Regions from separate parts of the Homo sapiens genome. Here region 1 is linked to region 2. The links are chromatin loops, found by intact Hi-C in ENCODE. Cell type or tissue: PC-9. All regions are shown on one strand.

Region 1 (8,000 bases), 100 kb after region 2:
AAGATTCGTTCTTGGCTGGGCGTGGTGGTTCACGCCCGTAATCCCAGAACTTTGGGAGGTCGAGGCTGGTGGATCACTTGAGGTCAGGAGTTCAACACCAGCCTGGCCAACATGGTGAAACCCCATCTCTATTAAAAAGGCAAAAATTAGCTGGGCGTGGTAGTACATGCCTGTAATCCCAGCTACTTGGGAGGCTGAACCCAGGAGGTGGAAGTTGCAGTGAGCCGTGATTACGCAAATGCAATCCAGCCTGGGTGACACAGCGAGACTCTGTCTCAAAAAAAAAAAAAAAAAGAAGATTCATTGTTACCAGAGATTGTAGCAACCTCAGGATACAATTTTTTTTCTTTCCTTACTAAGTCAGCAACTTTCACCTATTAAAGGAAGCACTAGAGGGCTTTTCTTTGTCATAACCAAATTGCGTTACCACTCTCACCCTTTGGAGCCACCATTAAGTAAAATAAGGGTTACCTGAACACAAGCACTGGCATGCTGCGACAGTGGTTGTCTGAATAACCACTGTGTGACTAAGTGACTGACAGCTGGGTAGCATAGACATTATCCTTGTTGACCAGGATAAGCTGGACAAAGGCAAGATTCATGTCCTGGGTGGGATGGAGTGGGATGGCGTCAGACTTCATTACACTACTCAGAATGGCACACAATTTAAAACGTATAAATTATCTTTGGAATTTCCCATTTAATATTTTCAGATCATAGTTGACCGTAAGTAGCTGAAACCATGGATAAGTGGTGACTACTGGATAAGCCCCATGAGGGCAGGGATATTGTCATATTTTCTGCCGTATCCCAGAATGGCATGTGGTAGAACATTAATAAATACTCACTGAATAAATGAGTGTTAAAAGTCTGGAGAATTCCTACTCAAAAGTCTTCAACAGTAAAAGACATTTCCATTTGTCTAAAATGAATGAAACAGTTTTGTCTAAAATGAATGAAACAGTTTTATCTAGAATGGGCTTAACGAAGAGGGATAAAGGGCTCTTGAGGCCACTTATTCTAGAATTTCTTGAGTTAGGCGCCCCGAAGTGAACAGGGGTTTTACAAGCCCACACTTTCCAGGACACACAAGTGGGTGTAACATCACTTTACCTCACCTTGTTACTTCATTTCTGGAGCATAGGAATTTGAAGCCTCTCTCCAAACCCTGCCCCAAAGCCCAGATTTTCAGCTCAGTGTCAATCGCAGCTCCATCCTGCACGAACAGATTCTGAACAAATTATGCAACTTCGTGGCAAGGGCCCAGAGACCGAGTGGGGGTTTCAGCAAGATAAATTCCTGGGCCATCTGGCCATGATGAAATTTATCTGGCTCCATGTCCATTTTTATTTTCCACCAATCGGAGTCTTTTGGGCCACACAAAACAGTGCCACTTCTCTCCATTTAATGCCTCCTCTGCCCACTGCAAGTGCTGCCTGTTACTGAGGAAGGAGAGACATATTTAGAAAGTTGCTTCTGGAAACCACATTTCAGGAAGTTCTCACTTCACCAGGTGGGAAGAAGACCATGATGGTACAGGAGCAGAGAGACCTTTGGCAGCAGTTTCCCATAAGCCTGCATCCTGGAAGCTTCTCTAATAATAAAGTGAGATTGGTTCCCCTCAGAACAGGCAGTGGGGTTCAAAATAATGGCTTGGTCACTTTTCTGCAAAGGCGTGCAAATGGAATTAAAAAAAATTTTTTCAGCAAAATTTCAAATTTCATTCTGATGGCCCTTCCAAAGGATGATCTACGATCACTCCAGGGCTATGAGGATGTGAGGACAGCATGCTGTTTCTGTGTTTCAGTTCAGTAGAAAAGACATATAAAGGGTCTCTCATAGACTTCTAAGGAAATAGGGACATCCTCTTTCAGAGAGGACCTTTCAGAGAGTGACTCATAATCAGAGTCTCCACTGAGACTATGAAGATGGGACAGACAAGGATAAAAGAAGGTGCTCCAATGCTCTCAGCATTACTCACTGCCCCTAAAGCAAAACATCTTCCCCGTGTAACAGAAGTCTTAGGTGCCAGCTCAACTTCCCGTCTTTCTCCCCCCATAACTTGTTGCTCTCTAAGGAGCAGGGGAAATTCAATTACTGAGCAGCCCACAAGATCCATTTGCCTTGAGTTGCAACCACTGTCCCACCCTGTGTTTGCAAAAACATTACCTTAAAGGTCATCTCTGGAAGTGTGGCCTTGTACTACGGCCCATCTCTTGTCCAGTCATGCTGGAGAAAGGCACCCTTGGAGGAATGCAGTCCTCTCTTTGGTGTGTGACACAATTCAGAGCAGTAAGCGCAGGCCGGGCGTGGTGGTTCAAACCTGTAATCCCAGCACTTTGGGAGGCCGAGGTGGGTGGATCACTTGAGGTCAGGAGTTCCAGATAAGCCTGCCCAACCTGGTGAAACCCTGCCTCTCTTAAAAATACAAAAATTAGCTGGGCATGGTGGTGCATGCTTGTAATCCCAGCTACTCAGGAGGCTAAGGCAGGAGAATTGCTTGAACCCGGGAGGCAGAAGTTGCAGTGAGCTGAGATCATGCCACTGCACTCCAGCCTGGGCGACAGAATGAGACTCTGTCTCAAAACAACAACAACAACAACAAAAACAGAGTAGTAACTGCTAGAAAAGAAACAGGAAAAGGGGAGTATCGCCCTCTCCCTCCTGGGGAGTTATAATAGCTAATGTTCACCGCCTGTTTTCTACATGCTTTGTCTGCATTAGCTCATTTAATTTCCACAACATCCTCATAAAGTAGGTACCACTGGTATCCCCATTTTACAGATGAGAACACTAAAGCGCAGATAGGAAGGTAACTGGCCTAACTTCACGTAGCTTGTAAGTAGCCTAGCTCCAGAGGCTATGAGCACAGCCCCTACACTGTACTACCTGTGAACTTCAAGAACAATATATAAACCACAGTCATAATTAAAAACACCTCTTCAAAAGGAATCCACCCGAAAGTAAACATATCAGAATGGCTTTCTCTCTTGGAAAGCTAATTCGCGTTTTGCTTTCTAGGTGAGTCATCACCTGCTTTTTTTCATCTTAGCTGAGCTGGCACTGCAGGGAGCGAGGACACTGGGAGGATCTCTCCCGTGAGTTAGCACTATTCCATCACAAACAGGCTCTCCCCGCCATCCACTCAAGTCTGCCCTTTCACCTCTTCAGCTCTTGAAAAAACCAGACGGATGCACAAAATCCCTCTGTCACTCTATCTGTGTCTAAAACATGAACCTCTGACTGTAGCCTGGACTTCCCGAGCTCACAGTGAATAGCAGTCGTTACACAACACCACGCTGATCTTTCCCTTCAGAATGGGCCAACCAAAGATGACAAGAGGGCTGGGCGCAGTGACTCACACCTGTAAAAATCCCAGGACTTTGGGAGAAAGAGGCGGGCAGATCACCTGAGGTCAGGAGTTCAAGACCAGCCTGGCCAACATGGTGAAACCCTGTCTCTACTAAAAATACAAAAAAAAAAAAAAAAAAAAAAAAAAAAAAAGCTGGGCATGGTGGTGGGCACCTGTCATCCCAGTTACTTGGGAGGCTGAGACAGGAGAATCGCCTGAACCCAGGAGGTGGAGGTTGCAGTGAGCTGAGACCACACCATTGCACTCCAGCCTGGGCAACAAGAATGAAACTCTGTCTCAAAAACAAACAACAACGACAAAAAACACAAAGATGACAACAGGCTGAAACTGGAGGGAAGAGTGACGTGGAGGAGACTGTTGGGTGTGTTCCTTAAAATGCCCAACACAGTGCTCATGTTTATAATCCCAGCACTCTGGGAGGCTGAGGTGGGAAAATTGCTCAAAGCCAGGAGTTCTAGGCCAGCCTCTATGGGCAACATAGGGAGACCCCATTTCTACAAAAATAAATAAATAAATAAATAAAAATTAAAAATTAACCAGGTATGGTAGTAGTAGTTCTAGCTACTTGGGAGGCTGAGGAGGGAGGCTCGCCTGAGCCAAGGAGGTTGGGGCTGCAGTGAGCTGTGATTATGTCACTGTACTCCAGCCTGGGCAACAGAGCAAGATCTGTCTCTCTAAATAAAAAAGTCCAACTACAAGTGTTCCTCAAGCAGCAGGTACTGTAGCAGGCACTGTGATGGCCTCAGCATCCATCTCCTTCTCTCCCTGTGTTTCAGCCAGGGGGGCTAGCTGGGACTAAGCTGCCCCAGCTCCATCGATGGGGCCTGACCAAGTTAAATTAATCAGTGTAATCTCCCCGCATTCACTGCTACAGTGATTCATGAAGGGCTGGACACTTGGCATATGATGGCTCAGTCAGAGTAAAACCCATAAACCTTGTCTTGAGGTTGGGAAAAGAGAATTCCCTCTTGCACTGGTCCATACAGGATGTAGATATGAGGCCTGGGATTTCTTACCAGAGTCCACCTGTGGATACAGCCAACACACAAGGGAACACAGACCTGTGTATAATGCAGAGGAACAGACTGGGGCCCCAACCAAACCATGCCTGGATTTACCGTAAACAATTCACCCTGTTCATGTTTTAAGATCGTTTAAGTTGGAGTTTCTGTTGCTTTTGCCAAAGGATTTTAGTGGATAACCACCATTCACAGTGAACTCCAAATGGCAATGGACATCAGCCTATGGTTTTGATATTCCGTCAAATCTAATGTGTATTTGGCTCAGAGCTAGAAACGTGACCCATTTTTTCAAGTCTCAGCTCAGGAGTCACCTCTTCTGTTTGACACACTTGTTTGTTCATTTGCCCAACAAATAGAGACACCGCATCTACTGTGTGCCAGTTACTATTCCGAGTGCTGTGGTTTCAAGGATAAATAAAACATGACTCCTGTCCTCGAGGAGTTGCATGGGGAAATAACACAAGTGAACTAACTAATGGAAGTTGGAGGTGAAGGCTTTGATTGGGGTATCAGGGGCTACTGGAACACAAAGGAGGGGCCCATAGGCATAGGGGCCAGGAAAAGGTGCTGGGGAAGGTCATGTTTAAACCAAGTTCCAAAAGCATTGCTTAGGTCAGTAGTTCTCAGCCAGGAGCAGGTTTGACCACCAGGGGACATCTGCAATGCCTGGAGACGTATTTTGGTTGTCACAACTGGGAGGGGCTTCTGGCACCTCAGGCATAGGTAGAGACCACGGATGCTGCTAAAAACCCTGTAACGTACAGGACAGCGCACCATATGAAGAAACTCTACAGCCCTAAGTGTTAACAGCGAGGAGGCTGAGCAGCCTGGGCCTGGATGAAGCAGGTGGGAAGGGAGATTCCAGGCGGAGTGATGCATGCATGCAAAAACCCGGAGATGAGAAACCACAGGACAAGTTTGGGGAAGGTGTTCAGGCTGGAGCCAAGGGGGTGGTTGAAGGAGTAACACGCGTCAGCTAGAAGGGCACATCTGGGCCAGCCAGAGCAGAAAAGTGCTGAGCTGGGAGCTTAGAGTCTGAGTTTTATCTCCAAAGCTATGGGGAGCTCCTGGAGGATTTTGAACAAGAGTGTGTGTTTTAGAAGGATGTCCCTGGCAGCTGTCTGGCAGCTTCAGCAGTGGTGAGTAATGGAGACAGTACTGGGCAGTGGCTGTGGGACAGACAGGAAGGAACAAACCCTCAGGAGCACTTCCTCTTCCCATCCAAGTTCATTGCCACAGTACGTTGCACGTGCCTCCACCTCTCTCCTCCACTAGTAATTACCTGGCCATGCACGAAAATTAATACATCTTTCCCTTCTCCACAGAGCCTCACACGGGTTGATACAGTGGAATCTCATACAAAGCTTAGATGCTAATGCTAATGCCAGCCAGCAGAGTAGGTAAAAATCATGTAGAGAAAAGCCCTTGAAAATCTCTTAAATCGGGAGGAGCCAAGATGGCCAAATAGGAACAGCTCCGGTCTACAGCTCCCAGCGTGAGCGACGCAGAAGATGGGTGATTTCTGCATTTCTATCTGAGGTACCGGGTTCATCTCACTAGGGAGTGCCAGACAGTGGGCGCAGGTCACTGGGTGCACGCACCATGCATGAGCCGAAGCAGGGCGAGGCATTGCCTCACTCGGGAAGCGCAAAGGGTCAGGGAGTTCCCTTTCCTAGTCAAAGAAAGGGGTGACAAACGGCACCTGGAAAATCGGGTCACTCCCACCCGAATACTGCGCTTTTCCGACAGGCTTAAAAAATGGCGCACCAGGAGATTATATCCCGCACCTGGCTCGGAGGGGCCTACGCCCACGGAGTCTCGCTGATTGCTAGCACAGCAGTCTGAGATCAAACTGCAAGGTGGCAGCGAGGCTGGGGGAGGGGCGCCCGCCATTGCCCAGGCTTGCTTAGGTAAACAAAGCAGCCGGGAAGCTCGAACTGGGTGGAGCCCACCACAGCTCAAGGAGGCCTGCCTGCCTCTGCAGGCTCCACCTCTGGGGGCAGGGCACAGACAAACAAAAAGACAGCAGTAACCTCTGCAGACTTAAATGTCCCGGTCTGACAGCTTTGAAGAGAGCTGTGGTCCTCCCAGCATGCAGCTGGAGATCTGAGAACGGGCAGACTGCCTCCTCAAGTGGGTCCCTGACCCCTGAGCAGCCTAAGTGGGAGGCACCCCCCAGCAGAGGCAGACTGACACCTCACACGGTCCAGTACTCCAACAGACCTGCAGCTGAGCGTCCTGTCTGTTAGAAGGAAAACTAACAAAGAGAAAGGACATCCACACCAAAAAACCATCTGTACATCACCATCATCAAAGACCAAAAGTAGATAAAACCACAAAGATGGGGAAAAACAGAGCAGAAAAACTGGAAACTCTAAAAAGCAGAGCGCCTCTCCTCCTCCAAAGGAACGCAGTTCCTCACCAGCAACGGAACAAAGCTGGACGGAGAATGACTTTGACGAGCTGAGAGAAGAAGGCTTCAGACGATCAAATTACTCCGAGCTACGGGAGGACATTCGAACCAAAGGCAAAGAAGTTGAAAACTTTGAAAAAAATTTAGAAGAATGTATAACTAGAATAATCAATACAGAGAAGTGCTTAAAGGAGCTGATGGAGCTGAAAACCAAGGCTCGAGAACTACGTGAAGAATGCAGAAGCCTCAGGAGCCGATGTGATCAACTGGAAGAAAGGGTATCAGCGATGGAAGATGAAATGAATGAAATGAAGCGAGAAGGGAAGTTTAGAGAAAAAAGAATAAAAAGAAACGAGCAAAGCCTCCAAGAAATATGGGACTATGTGAAAAGACCAAATGTACGTCTGATTGGTGTACCTGAAAGTCATGGGGAGAATGGAACCAAGTTGGAAAACACTCTGCAGGATATTATCCAGGAGAACTTCCCCAATCTAGCAAGGCAGGCCAACATTCAGATTCAGGAAATACAGAGAACACCACAAAGATACTCCTCGAGAAGAGCAACTCCAAGACATATAATTGTCAGATTCACCAAAGTTGAAATGAAGGAAAAAATGTTAAGGGCAGCCAGAGAGAAAGGTCGGGTTACCCTCAAAGGGGGAAGCCCATCAGACTAACAGCGGATCTCTCGGCAGAAACTCTACAAGCCAGAAGAGAGTGGGGGCCAAAATTCAACATTCTTAAAGAAAAGAATTTTCAACCCAGAATTTCATATCCAGCCAAACTAAGCTTCGTAAGTGAAGGAGAAATAAAATACTTTACAGACAAGCAAATGCTGAGAGCTTTTGTCACCACCAGGCCTGCCCTAAAAGAGCTCCTGAAGGAAGCGCTAAACATGGAAAGGAACAACCGGTACCAGCCGATGCAAAATCATGCCAAAATGTAAGGACCATCGAGACTGGGAAGAAACTGCATGAACTAACAAGCAAAATAACCAACTAACATCATAATGACAGGATCAAATTCACACATAACAATATTAACTTTAAGTGTAAATGGACTAAATGCTCCAATTAAAAGACACAGACTGGCAAATTGGATAAAGAGTCAAGACCCATCAGTGTGCTGTATTCAGGAAACCCATCTCACGTGCAGAGACACACATAGGCTCAAAATAAAAGGATGGAGGAAG
Region 2 (8,000 bases):
GTGATTCTTATGCCTCGGCCTCGTGGGTAGCTGGGATCACAGGTGTGCACTACCATGCCCTTTTTTGCATTTTTAGTAGAGCCAGGGTTTCACTATATTGACCAGGCTGGTCTCAAACTCCTGTCTTTAAGTGATCCTCCTGCCTCTGGCTCCCAAAGTGTTGGGATTACAGGTGTGAGCCACCGCGCCCGGCCTAACGTGAAGTTTGTTGGTAACAAGCTTCTGTATTTTCTGCTATTGGCAAGAATGCTTATTCACACGTAACAGGAATTTAACAGTTGGCATTAATGTTGCCCAAACCAGACTCTACTTTTGGTGGTGAAAAGGCCATTTCTGGCTCTGAGGACCCTTGAAAACACAACTGATTTTTTTTACTAATTTCTCTGAGGCTTGATATATCACTAGAATAAGACAAATACCTAAATTAACAGTAGCTTAAATAGTTTGGGGGTGGTTATTCTTGCGAATAGTCAGAGGTAGCTAGTTCAAGGCTGACATGATGGCACAGTGGTGTTATCAACAGTCCAGATTGGCTCCATCTTTCTGACCTGCCATCCTTAGCACAAGACTTTTCCTCTCAAAGACGATCATGGTTGCATACTGGCTGCTGCAGGCATATTGTATTCACAAAAGGATGATGATAACAAGGTAAAATGAAGTGGAAAATGAAAAGTGAGGCATGAGGCTGGAGAGGTAAACTAGCCAGGTCTCTAGCAGCCGTGTGGAGGGCAAGCAGAGAAGGGGCAGGGGATGCAGGAATTGACATGGGCAACATGGGGACCTGGTATTAAGGAATTGTAATGGCTCAAGCAACGCAAACTACAGATCTGAATTAGCACAGTAGCAATGTGAAAAAGGAATGAAATTGAGATATTGAAATGGTAAAATAGGCAGGAATGGCTGAGTAGATGTGAGGGAGTGGAAGAGGTCAACGTTGATTCCTAGGTTTCTGTCTTCATTTATGAAAAAAATTCAGGAAAAGCAGTCACTCTTTAAAGATGAATTCAGATTTGTGCACATTAAGTTCAAGATGTCTGTGGAACATATAAGTGGAGATGTCCAGCAGTCAGCTGGATATGAATATGAAGATAGGGGGAGTGGTCAGGGATGGAGACAGACTTTTGAATCATCTGCAAACATACATCCCAAGGTAAAAGAGTAGATACACTATAGTCTCCCAGGGAGCACACACAGCCATGGTTCTCAGTCTAATCCTGGGACACCAAATTATTAGTGGGTAAAGGAAAAGAATCTCAAGACCGAATGGTCAAGAAACCATTCTAGGGAACCAAACTAGGAGAGAGTGGCATCTCAGAAGCCAAGCGTGTCAAGGAAGGAATAGCTAACAGGATGTGTGTAAGGTATGTACACAAAAGAGCTTTGGAATCCATCTTGGGAAATATACAGTATTAGCTGTTTTAAGGAGACATGCTTTAAATATCAAAGCAAGTCATCCTGATTTAAAAAACTCCCACTTGTATAGAGGAATACCAGGATTTGAGCACCACCAAATGGAACTCATTCCCTGACATCCCAAAGCCATCAGAATAACAGTAGAAGCGTCAAGACAGTTACTATATGATTTTCCCTGCAAGACATTCAGTAATCTATGATTCCCCCTGCTTAAATTTTATCTCATGCCTTCTTCCCTGACCAGTTCAACACAAGCAGCCCTGAGATGTAATATCTTCTCACCCTGACCCTCAAAGTGTGTCTCATGCTTTCTAACAGAGGCCATCCTCTTGGAGGAAGACTTGTACTTTTGGCCTGTAGCCCCACCCTCCCTCCTATGGCGTTCTTACAGTCAGTTCTGCAGTGAGTGGGACACTTTCCAAATATAATAGCAAATGGAAACTTCTAATTACATCTGCACATAAAACTAATGTTCCAAATGGTGGTTGCGGTTCTGGTGAGTGCTTATAATTTTTTGTTACCTCAGCATCCATTTTTGAATATGTTTAACTTTTAATAACAGAAGCAAGTCTCAGTCACCATTGACAGTTTCCAGTACTATACCCCACGCAAATGGCTCTAGCTGGTGGCCAGAGATAAACATGCAGTGATGTGATAACAGGGCACTACTGCAGCTTCAAACTCTGGTTCAAGTTCCTCCCACCTCTGCCTTTTCACCTGCTTGCTTTTAAATCCACCAGTTAGAGCTCTCCAGAGGAAACCTAACTGGATAAAGTTGCTGGCCCAAAGGTCCGTTCCTCCCTTCCCTCTCCCTGTTCTCCCTGATCTCCGTGTGTGTGTGTGTGTGTGTGTGTGTGTGTGTGTGTGTGTCCTCTAGGCAAGCTGTGTACCACCCAGGGTCCGTAAGTACTAAAAACTCTTAAACTTTCACACCGCTGTGTTATTGAAACCATGCCTACAATCCAGTCCCTGAGGCGAGGCCACCCTGAAGGGACAGACTCATGCAGGCGGATCCCCTGGTCTTGCTCTTCTGTCCCTGCCTCTGGTGGCTGCTGGGGAACAGTAGCTACCAGCTAAGTTGATAGAGACACTCGAAGAGGTTCATTCAAAACACTGGTCCCCGAGCAGCCCAGTAAGCTTTTAAACGCATAACATTTTGTTTGGGTCTCAAACAAGTCACAAGGCACGGATACGGATGCGGCTGTGGCTGATGGCTATTTGGATGCTGCCCAAGCCTCGCAGTAGGAAGCAGCTTCAGACTGCAGCAGGGCCGCATAGCCCGATAGCCAGGCCCTGGGGCACCCAGGGCACCAGCAAGACGCACAGAAACGTTTTGAAAAACATTTTAATATACTTAAAAAAAAAGTAAAAGGGAAAATCAGAAGTCTTTGGAAGTTTCCTACTGTTTTTATGTCCCATAGCAAATCCGAGGAGGACGCCCCAAACTTTCAGTTCCCTGGGGTTTTGAAGGTGCTCATTGGGTCCTGGCCACCCGGCCTTCTCAGAACCTGGGCCAGGAGGCTGAGCTCCGCGCGGGGGTGGAGGGAGAGGAGGAGGTTCCTGCCGAGGTGCGGCTGCGCGGTGCGGGAGCCGGGAGCCTGGGAGGGCAAGGGCATCCTGAGGGGCGGGGCCGGGGGGCGGAGCCTTGCGGGCTGGAGCGAAAGAATGCGGGGGCTGAGCGCAGAAGCGGCTCGAGGCTGGAAGAGGATCTTGGGCGCCGCCAGGTAAGAAGGCCCGAAGGCCTGCTGGGGTTTGGGTGAGCCGAGCCGAGGTGGCGGCGGCAGTCTGGGCCCGGGCGGAGGGTCTGTGGGGGCTACCCCCGTCCTCGCTTTCCACTCGACCCCTGCCGGGCGAGCCTCCCGAGGCCTGGCCCTTCCAACCCGTCACCGCGGCCCGGTGTCCTAGCCGAACGCTGGCTTCATTTTATCTACGAGGAAGGAGAAACGGGGAGCGCGCCCTCTCCCAGAAGCAGCCCCGTTACCCCCGTCGCGCCCCCCATTCCCTCGGGGGCAGCCTCGCACCCGGGCCCCTGCCATCGCTTTCGTCTCAAGGGAAGCTCTAGCGGTCCAGAGAAACTGCGCCGGGGGAAAGGCCAGCCCTCCGTGGTCACGGCAGTTCCTCTCTCCCCTCGCGGTCTAAATGTGTAATTTTGAAAAGCAGGTGTCGGGCGAAACGGACTTTTTTTTTTTTTTGAGATGGAGTTTCGCTGTTGCCCAGGCTGGAGTGCAGTGGCGCGATCTGGGTTCACCGCAACCTCCGTGTACCGGGTTCAAGCGATTCTCCTGCCACAGCCTCCTGAGTAGCTGGGATTACAGGCATGCGCCACCATGCCTGGCTAAATTTTGTATTTTTAGTAGAAACGGGGTTTTCCCATGTTGGTCAGGCTGATCTTGAATTCCTGACCTCGTGATCCGCCCGCCTCCGCCTCCCAAAGTGTTGGGATTACAGGTGTGAGCCACCGCGCCCGGCCGAAACGGACGTTTTAAGTACAACGTGATGTTTTGTTTTCTTGGGTCGGCTCGGGCCGCACCCTTCTTAGAGTCTGACTGCTGACTTTTCAAAAAACAACATTAACCCGGGAGGCTGAGGTAGCGGTGAGCCGAGATCGCGCCATTGCCCTACTGCCTGGGCAATAAGAGCGAGACTCCGCCTCAAAAACGAACAAAACCCACAAAGAACAAACAAAAAAAACCAACATTAAGCAGTGTGCCTTTTATGGCCGTTTAGTGATACCCAGGCTCTTCACTGGTCATTTCTGGAAGTATTTAACAGCACTTGATGGGTAAAACAATAGGCTTCACTTCACAGGGTGGTTGAGATGATTGACGGAAAGCGCTCAGCACAAACGCGGCGGCTGCTAATTATTTCAGGTACCCTGCGATCCCTGAGCAGTTGTTCAAGTTCTCCACTCCTGGCGGTTTACTCCCAGTTCCCTGAAGAAGGCACAGAGCCCCGAATGTTGAGGGAGATGGCAACGTTTGCCAAAATGTGGCTATTTACGTGGCAGTTTATGAAGGAGAGGCAGAAAGGGAGGCTGCCTCCCCTACAAGCCAAACAGTCCTAAAACTTGTGGCCTCTGTATTTTCACAGTGGAAACTAGAAACTGTTTGCTGAACTTAGCTGTAAGAAAAACATCCCATTAGCTGAGTGGCTTAGGAGATAAAAGCCTAAATAAAATGGATCTTAGGGTGAGAGAGTGGGGTGCCTAATGGCATTCATCTTTGACAGCTGCTGGTAGAAGCTCTTGAAAAGTAGAGCATGGAAAATTCTGGGCCACCTCTTTAAGAACCTCAGCCAAACCGCCACAGACATTGCCAAGCCCAGAAGTGCTTGAGGCTTTCTAAAGGCAAAGACTTCTTTTTACTTATGTCCTATATCTTAGGAAACATATTCACTAAACCTTGGTTTTGCATGTGTACTTAACACGGGAGGGGCCGTGAGTGCGGAGATAGGACTCTTTGGAGAGTTAGGGATTGGCATTCCGGAACAAACTGCAGGAAAGGCCCTTGTAGGGGAAGCTGCAGATTTGTTTGGTCCAAAGAGTTCTGGCCTAATAAGTGGGAGCTGACCAATGAGAACACTTGGACACAGGGAGGGGAACAACACACACTGGCGCCTGTCGGCAGGTGGGGTGGGTGGGGATAGAGCATTAGGAAAAACAGCTAATGCATGCTGGGCTTAATACCTAGGTGATGGGTTGATAGGTGCAGCAAACCACCATGGTACACGTTTACCTATGAAACAAATCTGCACATCCTGCACATGTACCCTAGAATTTATATGTATATCACACAAAGAGTTTTGGAGTGGTTATTCCTGGCATGAGAACCTTGGCTGGATTGGAAAGCCTTTTCCGTTATGATGGTTGTTTTCTCTTTGTCTCTTCCTGCTGATGTAATTTGTTCCGTGAACTGAGTGATGGATGTTTGTCTGGGCGCTTCAACAGGCATGGCTAGAGCAGGTATTGTGTATGTCTCCAAGGTGACACGCAGACCTGGGGTTCAAAAGCTCTAGTTCTCTGACATTGCTGACACTAGGTATCTTGTGAGTTGCCAGCCCCTGGCGAATAGAAACAAGATCCATCCAGGGTGGTTTTGCGACTAACATGTTGCCTTGGGACAGGTAATTTCATCCCACTGGGCCTCCACTAATTTCCTATAAAATAAAAACATTGGGTTTTATTTTGAGGACACTTCTAGCCTTAAAATTCTTCAGTCTGTAAGGCCTCAGGCTCCTAGGAGGAGTAACCATACTCATGGGCAACTGTGAATCTTGTGGAAACACCACTGATGTCAACTCTCTTCTCTAATGACCTCAGCTTAACTAATGTATTTCAGAAGCTGAATTTATAAGAAGTCTCCCGTCTCCCCACTAGAGTTTAACTATGGTTCGTTCACTCAGAGCTTAGACCTGGGTTTAAATGCTGTTCTACCAGTTTCCAGTTCAGAGGTTGCTATAATAATTTTAATAATTTTTTTTTTTAATTTTGAGACAGTCTCTCTCTGTTGCCCAAGCTGGAGTGCAGTGGCACAGTCTTGGCTCACTGCAACCTCCACCTCCTGGGTGCAAGCGATTCTCGTGTCTCAGCCTCTCAAGTAGCTGGGATTACAGGTGAGTGCCACCACATCTGGCTAATTTTTGTATTTTTTTTAGTAGAGACAGGGTTTCACCATGTTGGCCAGGCTGGTCTGGAACTCCTGGCCTCAAGTGATCCACCCGCCTCAGCCTCCCAAAGTGCTGGGATTATAGGCATGAGCCACCACACTCGGCCTTATAATAATTTTCTACTGCTGCTGAAACCACCACAAATTTAGCTGTTTCAAATGCCACAAGTTTATTAATCTTTCCATTCTGTAAATCAGAAGTCTGACACAGGTCTCACAGGGCTGTAATCAAGGTGGCAGGGCTCTGTGCTGCTCTGGAGGCTCTAGGGGAGAGTCTGTTTCTGTGCTCATTCAGGTTCCTGGTAGAATATAGTCCTTGTGACTGGAGGACTGAGGTTCTGTTTCTTTGCTGAGTGTCAGTTGAGGACCATTCTTAGCTTCTAAAGGCCGCCTGTGTGCCTTGGCTTAGGGAACCCTTCGTGTCTTCATCTCATTCTTCAAATTTCTTGCCTCTTTTTCTGTTGTCGGTCATGAGTCTTTGACAGACTCTGCTACCTTCTTCCTCTTTCAATGACCCCTGGGATTACATTGGGCCCATTGAATAATCCAAAATAATCTCCTTAATCTCATCTACAAAGTCACTTGCCATGCAAGGTCTCCTGTTTTCACAGGTTCCTGGAGTTAGGATACGGACATTTTTGGGGAAGAGAGGCATTATTCTACCTACCACATAAGTTAGTTGCATAAATTAGTTCTCTTCCTCAATCTTGTTTCCTCCCCCTGTAATTGGAGGCAAAGGTTCAGTTTACCTTATGGTATTATTGTGAGGATTAACTCCAGTTACTATGTCAAGAGCATCTATCTTAGCAACTGGCCCTTGATATTTGCTCACCAAATGGAAGTTAACACAGGAACAAGGTGTATTAGTCCATTCTCACACTGCTATAAAGAAGTACCTGAGACTGGGTAATTTATAAAGAAAAGAGGTTTAATTGGCTCGCAGTTCTTTGGGCTGTATAGGCTTCTGCTTCTGGGAAGGCCTTAGGAAACTTAGAATCATGGTGGAGAAGGGGAAGCAAGAATGCCTTACTTGGCGGGAGCAGGAGGAAGACAGCAAAGGGGGAAGTGCTACACACTTTCAAACAACCAGATTTCCTAAGCTCTGCCACAAGACAGCACTAGGGGGATGGTGCTGAACTGTTAGAAACCACCCCATAATCCAGTCACCTCCCACCAGGTCCCTCCTCCGACACTGGGGATTAAAATTCAACATGAGATTTTGGAGGTGTATTAGTCCATTTTCATGCTGCTGATAAAGACATACCGAAGACTGGGTAATTTGTAAAGAAATAGAGGTTTAATGGACTCACAGTTCCACGTGGCTAGGGATGCCTCACAATCATGGCAGAGGGTGAAAGGCACGTCTTACTGGCAGCAGACAAGACAGAAATATGAGAGCCAAGTGAAAGGGGAAACCCCTTATAAAACCATCAGCTCTTGTGTGACTTATTCACTACCACAAGAACAGTATGGGGGAAACCGTCCCCAGTGATTCAATTATCTCCCACCAGGTCCCTCCCACAACACGTGGGAATTATGGGAGTTACAATTCAAAATGAGATTTGGGTGGGAACACAACCAAACCATATCACAAGGTCTTGCCTAATGGCTTGCATTCAATGTCATAATCATATGGGCCCTTAAAAGTAGAAGCGGCTCCTAAATATTTAAGAACTAACAGCTTCTTTTATAACCCTGTTGGAAGAAACATTTCCAACCCAATCTAAAGTAACCTGGCCCTTATGCCAGGTCACCCTCTAACCCAGTGGTTCTTAGTGTGATCCCTGAACCAGCAGAAACGCAGCACCTGAGTGCTGGCTCAAAATGCACATTCTTGAGCCTTACACTAGCCCACCTGAATTAAAACCTCTAGGGCTGGAGTCTAATCATCTACTTAAGAGCCCTCCAGGTGATTCTGATGCT

The links. A loop is a pair of places that touch in the nucleus more often than their neighbours do. Peaks named below come from ENCODE experiments on the same cell type or tissue, not always from the same donor. Only the 100,000 strongest peaks of a DNase experiment are listed, where the experiment ranks them.
Region 1: a loop joins it to region 2, with 4 times the contacts of the local background. A loop is called at or near these places in 2 of 110 quality-filtered maps.

Annotation. Positions count from the first base shown.
Region 1 is chr11:33,628,644-33,636,643 of GRCh38, reverse strand. The region is part of intron 16 of KIAA1549L (KIAA1549 like); the gene reads right to left. Among named protein-coding and RNA genes, the nearest start is that of C11orf91, 68 kb to the left of the region's middle. In PC-9, no CTCF peak of the experiment used is centred here; DNase peaks (open chromatin) are centred at 333, 1,973, 2,213 and 3,113; H3K4me3 peaks cover 861 bases; H3K27ac peaks cover 5,038 bases.
Region 2 is chr11:33,731,519-33,739,518 of GRCh38, reverse strand. CD59 (CD59 molecule (CD59 blood group)) reads left to right here and starts at 3,096. Exons shown (of 4, transcript NM_000611.6): 1 at 3,096-3,137. RefSeq lists a silencer at 2,978-3,447 and an enhancer at 6,937-7,066. In PC-9, no CTCF peak of the experiment used is centred here; DNase peaks (open chromatin) are centred at 2,498 and 3,018; H3K4me3 peaks cover 4,034 bases; H3K27ac peaks cover 3,187 bases.